Regions from separate parts of the Homo sapiens genome. Here region 2 is linked to region 1. A link is an interaction called in ENCODE POLR2A ChIA-PET data of the cell type or tissue named here. Cell type or tissue: HCT116. All regions are shown on one strand. Links, peaks and the distances in the headings refer to the core of each region. The heading gives the core; the rest is flanking DNA.

Region 1 (2,920 bases), core at 255-2,754:
GCCTTCCAGGCTCAAGCCATCTTCCCACCTCAGCCTTCCAAGTAGCTTGGGACCGCAGGCATGCCCCATCACACCTGGCAAATGTTTGTATTTTTTGTAGAGATGGGGTCTTGCTTTGTTATCCAGGCTGGTTTCAAGCAATCCACCCACTTTGGCCTCCCACGGCCGGGGATTACAGGGGTGAGGCACTGTACCAGCCTTTACCACTAGTTATCTTGAAAAAATAAATGATTCAGCCCCTGTCCCATAAGGCAAATCTGATTGTTTGCCAGATTACCATAAACTCAGCAACATCAAAAAAAGACAAAACAAAAACCCAGCAATATTAACACTGAAACTTGCAGTCTTGCCTTAAGGTGTGGTCCTCAGTCTGAAGTGTATCAAGAGCCCCACTGACATCAGAGAGGCAATGTTTGAGTGGTTTGCAAAAAACAGCACAGCAGTTAAGAGTTAAATATTTCATCTTAAGGGTTTGAGTGGGTCTGTTTGTTTGCCTCATCTAAAGGCTAGCTGTTCGGGAGCAGGAAAGAAGAAAAGAAGCAAAGCCAGCAGTAAACACTTGAGGTTTGAGCTAGTATAGGCACTTAGGAGAAGTGGCAGTAAGGAGAAAGGAGACAACACCTCTGCATTCTGATTGAGTAAGAGGGTTTAGAGTTCTCTGTATCTAATATAATCAAAAGTGACATAGCTAGGACTGAAATTTAGATTTCTTGACTCATTTTCAAGTAGCACAGTGGGTAGGCACTCTGCAGAAACATTCCTATTGTTATGTGTTGATTTAAGTTAGTCCTTAGGGGCTTAAATGTCACTACTTCAAGAAAGGCCTTCTTGGATACTCAATCACCTCATACAGTCTCCTCTGTTTTGCATAGCATATATTTATTGGGTGATATTTGTATGTTTGTTTCCTAGTTTCTCTTCTTTTTATTGTTGAATTACTGACTGATGGCTAAGTGAGTACATAGAGGCAGAGACAAGTAGCTTTAAGGGTTTATAAGACCGCAGGAAAAAGTGAACAGCAATAGGTGTTTGTAAATCAGTTTGCTATAGATTCGTTATCTGTGTATGCTGTCAAGGCACACAAAATGCATCTGTGTAAATCAGCTGCTCATCACTGGACTGGATCATTTGTGTAGCAGTCTTTTACAATTGGCCTGTCTGCCTTAGAATAACTAGAGCCAGAGTTCATAAATGCATAGTATGAGAGCTATAGCCACTTCTTCATCTATGCAGATGCCACAGATGAAAGAGAATGTCACTCATTGACCTCAGGTTGGAGCCACAGTCAGTCCATTTGGATTAGTAAGCTAGATGAAATGTTGGCATGCAGGCCACAGTCTACGCAGGGTGCCTGTTCTTAGAAGAATCTAGGGTTGCCTTTATCTTTCTGGCTAGTGTTTTTGGAAGAGTTAGATTTGTTTGAGTCTGTATTGTTGTACATTGTGTCAGTTTTGAAATGATAATCTTGGAATGTTATGACTTTGTAGAAGGTTTTATTTGATTTGCTTCAGAAAAATAATTTCTGAGTTTTTTGTTTATCTGGGATGTTGGCCCATGGGGAGAATTTGGGCCATCAGGTAAAAGAAGCCTTAATTAATTATATCACTAAGGAATTTTGAAGTATTAGTTTAAAATTTTTGCACGCTACTTAATTCACTGTGATAATTACAGAAGAGCACTTTCTTTAGAAACAAAAATAAATCCATTGAAGTTTTGAGAAACTTTATTCTTTAGTAATAAGACTTAACTGCCCAAATGAATCTTTTATTTTTACTATGGATTCAGTGGAACATGGGCGGGTCTGTTCCATGGGTATATTTTGTGATGCTGAGGTTTGGGCTTCTACTGATCTTGTCACCCAAATAGTGAGCACAGTACCCAATAGATAGTTTTTCAGTCCTTACTCTCTCCCCACTTTTTGGAGTCTCCCATGTTTGTTGGGCCTATCTTTATGTCTGTGTGTACTCAGTGTTTAGCTCCCACTTTTTTTTTTTTTTTTTTGAGACGGAGTCTTGCTGTGTCACCCAGGCTGGAGTGCAGTGGCGTGATTTCAGCTCACTGCAACCTCCGCTTCCCTGGTTGAAGTGATTCTCCTACCTCCACCTCTGAAGTAGCTGTGACTACAGGTGTGTGCCACCACACCCAGCTAATTTTTTATTTTTAGTAAAGACAAGGTTTCGCTATGTTGGCCAGGCTGGTCTCGAACTCTTGACCTCAGGTGATCCGCCCGCCTCAGCCTCGAAAAGTGCTGTGATTACAGGTGTGAGCCACCACGCCTGACCAGCTCCCACTTATAAGTAAGAATATGCAGTTTTTGGTTTTCTGCTTCTGTATTAATATCGCTGAATCTTTTAACATGTACTTTTTAACTAAAATCCTTTGGGAAGGAATTATGTCTGTGGTTGGAAGTAAATCCAAATTTGCATATAAAACAGATCAAATTATTGATCTTTGCAAAATTATTTAAGGATTGTCCATAGTGTTCTGAAATTGGGAGAAAATGAACATTGTATATATGATTCTTGAAATGTTACTGTAGTGAATGATTATGAACATATTTTCTAGCACTTTAAAAAGACTGCTGCTGGGTGCCATGGCTCATGCCTGTAACCCCAGCACTTTGGGGAGGCCGAGGTGGGTGGATCACCTGAGGTCAGGAGTTCAAGACCAGCCTGGCCAACATGGCGAAACCCCGTCTCTACTAAAAATACAAAAATTAGCTCTGCATGGTGGCACGCGCGTGTAATCCCAGCTACTCGGGAGGCTGAGGCAGGAGAATTGCTTGAACCCGGGAGGCAGAGGTTGCAGTGAGCCGAGATCGTGCCATTGCACTTCATCCTGGGCGACAGGAGCAAAACTCCGTCTTGGGAGAAAAAAAGAGAGAGTGCTGTAAAGGGAATATCATATTTGAATATCATGT
Region 2 (2,920 bases), core at 184-2,683, 200 kb before region 1:
GTACGACCCCATTTCAAAAAAAAAATTAATTAAAAAGAATGCAGTATACCAAAAATGAGGCAAGAAAGTAGAAGCAGAAACAAAGAATAAAAGGCATAAGTAGAAAATAATACCAATATGGGAGAATTAACTCAGATTAGTAATTATATCAAATATAAACATATTAAACACTTAAAAGGCAGAGATTGTCAGATTAATATAAAAGTAAGATCCAACAATATGATCTTGACAAATACAAAATTATAAGGACATAGTTTAAGGCTAGGTACAGTGGCTCACGCCTGTAATTCCAGCACTTTGAGGCCAAGGCAGGAGAACTGCTTGAGGCCAGGAGTTTGAGACCATCCTGGGCAACACAGCAAGACCCCATTTCAGGGCTGTGGTGAGACACGCCTGAAGTTCCAGCTACTTGTGAGGCTGAGGCAGGAGGATTGCTTGAACCCAGAAGTTCAAGGTTACAGTGAGCTGTGATCTCACCACTGCACTCCAGCCTGGGCAACAGAGTGAGACCCTGTCTCTAAAAAACAGAATAAAATAAATACAATATAAAAAGTCATAGTTTGAAAGCACAAGGGTAGAAAAAATATACCACACAAACATTAAGTATAAAAAAGCAGGTGTGGTTATATTAATATTAAGATAGGCTTCAGAATAATTATATTACTAGAGATAAAGAGGAAAAGTATTAATGATAAAAGAGAAACTCATCAAAAGGATCTATCAATACTAAGTGTGTATGCAATTACGAACGGACTTCCAGCCGGGTGCGGTGGCTCATGCCTGTAATCCCAGCACTTTAAGATGCTGAGGTGGGTGGATCACCTGAGGTCGGGAGTTCAAGACCGGCCTGAACAACATGGAGCAACCCTGTCTCTACTACAAATACAAAATTAGCCAGGTGTGGTGGCGCATGCCTGTAATCCCAGCTACTCAGGAGGCTGAGGCAGGAGAATCACTTGAACCTGGGAGGTGGAGGTTGCCGTGAGCCAAGATCATGCCATTGTACTCCAGCTGGGGCAACAAAACCAAAATTCCGTCTCAAAAAAAAAAAAAAAAAAAAAAAAAAAGAATGGAGTCCCAAAATGCAAAAGCAAAATTTGACAGAAACAGACAAATTGACTGGGTATGGTGGCTCACACTCTAATCCCAGTACCTTGGGAGGCTGAGGTGGGAGAATCCCACTTGAGGCTAGGAGTTCAAGACCAGCCTGTGCAAAACAGTGAGACTCTGTCTCTACAAAACATAAAAAAAAAAAAAAAAACAATTAGCTGTGAATAGTGGTACATGCCTGTAGTCCCAACTACCTGGGAGTCTGATGTGGGAGGATCGCTTGAGCCTACGAGTTTGAAGTTATGGTGAGCTATGATTGCACCACTGCACCCCAGGCTGGGTGACAGAGTGAGATCCCATCTTAAAAAAAAAAATAGAAAGAAAACAGAAAAGAAAAGAAAGAAATGGACAAATCTACAATCATAGTTGGAGTGATTTTTAAGACTCTTGTCTCAGTAATTGATAGGACAAATAGGCAAAAAACCAATAGAGATATATTATATTTGAGCAACACTGTCAACCAACTTGACTCAACTGATTTTATAAAATGTTACCACAAATGTAGAATACGCATTTGTTTGTATTTGAACCCACATAAAACATTCATTAAGATGGATTATATGCTGGGCAATGAAAGACGTTTTAATAACTGTTAAAAATTAAAATCTGGCTGGGCATGGTAGCTCACATCTGTAATCCCAGTACTTTAGGAGGCTGAAGTAGGAGGATTGCTTGAGTCCAGGAGTTCGAGACCAGCCTGAAGAATATAACAAGATCCCATCTCCACAAAAAATACCAAAATTATCTGGTCACAGTGGCACATGCCTGTAGTACCAGCTACTTGGAAGTCTGAGGCCATGATTGTACCATTGCACTCAGCCTGGGCAACAGAATGAGACCCTCTCTGAACAACAAAAACAAAAAATTAAAATCTAATACAGTGTATCTTCTGACCAAATAGTAATAAATTAGAAATCAATAATTAAAAGATACCTGGCACTACACACCTATTTAAACATCTAAAATTAAAAATAATGACAATACAAAATGCTAGTAGGGATGCAGAGAAACTAGATCTCTCATGCATTGCGATGGGAAATATAAAATGGGAGCCTACCAGCTGGTATAGAAGGGAATGGGTAGGAGGAACTGGGTGCTGACTCATTCAGCACTGTCCCTTTTCTATACTGCTGATACATCCCATGGTTCTGAGAAGCCTTATCTCAGTCTATTTGGAAGAGAGGGAGGAAGAGAAGGAAGTAACCCAAAGTACTACTCATTCATCCTTGTATATTGATTAGTTAAAGGGATAATTAATTTTCTGCTGAGGAGAATTTGACAGATTTTGAAAATGAGTAAAGGCAAAAAAAATTTTTTTAGCCTTTATTTTGCCTGTTGGAATTTTACAGAGTCAAAGTAGGCAGAATAAGAAAATAGCTCTTCAGGAGGGCTGACCCTTAAAGAACTGCAACATAGTTTTGGAATTGTGGGGAAGAGAAGAGTGACTGAGCTGAGGAGTAATAACAGGAGAATAAAGTCTTGAGTAACTTAAAAAAATAAAAGTTAATAAATAAGTAAATAAATAAATGGTACAGCTATGCTGGCAAATAGTTTATCAGTGTCTTAAAAAAATCTACATTACAAAATGACCTAGTAATTGCATTCCTGGGCATTTATCTCAGAGAAAAGAAAATTTATATGCACACAAAAATGTGCACATAAATTTTTATAGCAGATTTGTTTGTAGTAGCCCAAAATTGGAACAATTCAAATCTCTTCAGTGGGTGAATAAGTAAACAAATTATGGTACATCCATATCATGGAATACTACTCAATGATAAAAGAGAAACTTACTACTGATACACAAAAC

The links. ChIA-PET counts read pairs that join two places held together with the same protein. Peaks named below come from ENCODE experiments on the same cell type or tissue, not always from the same donor. Only the 100,000 strongest peaks of a DNase experiment are listed, where the experiment ranks them.
Region 2: POLR2A ChIA-PET joins it to region 1 with 7 read pairs; 3 of 35 experiments call an interaction of 5 or more read pairs at or near these places.

What each region holds. Positions count from the first base shown.
Region 1 is chr3:5,161,005-5,163,924 of GRCh38, forward strand. All of the region lies in intron 1 of ARL8B (ARF like GTPase 8B), which reads left to right. Among named protein-coding and RNA genes, the nearest start is that of EDEM1, 25 kb to the right of the region's middle. In HCT116, for the core only: no CTCF peak of the experiment used is centred there; DNase peaks (open chromatin) are centred at 297 and 1,287; H3K4me3 peaks cover 708 bases; H3K27ac peaks cover 1,641 bases.
Region 2 is chr3:4,961,663-4,964,582 of GRCh38, forward strand. All of the region lies in intron 1 of BHLHE40-AS1 (BHLHE40 antisense RNA 1), which reads right to left. Among named protein-coding and RNA genes, the nearest start is that of BHLHE40, 16 kb to the right of the region's middle. In HCT116, for the core only: no CTCF peak of the experiment used is centred there; no DNase peak of the experiment used is centred there.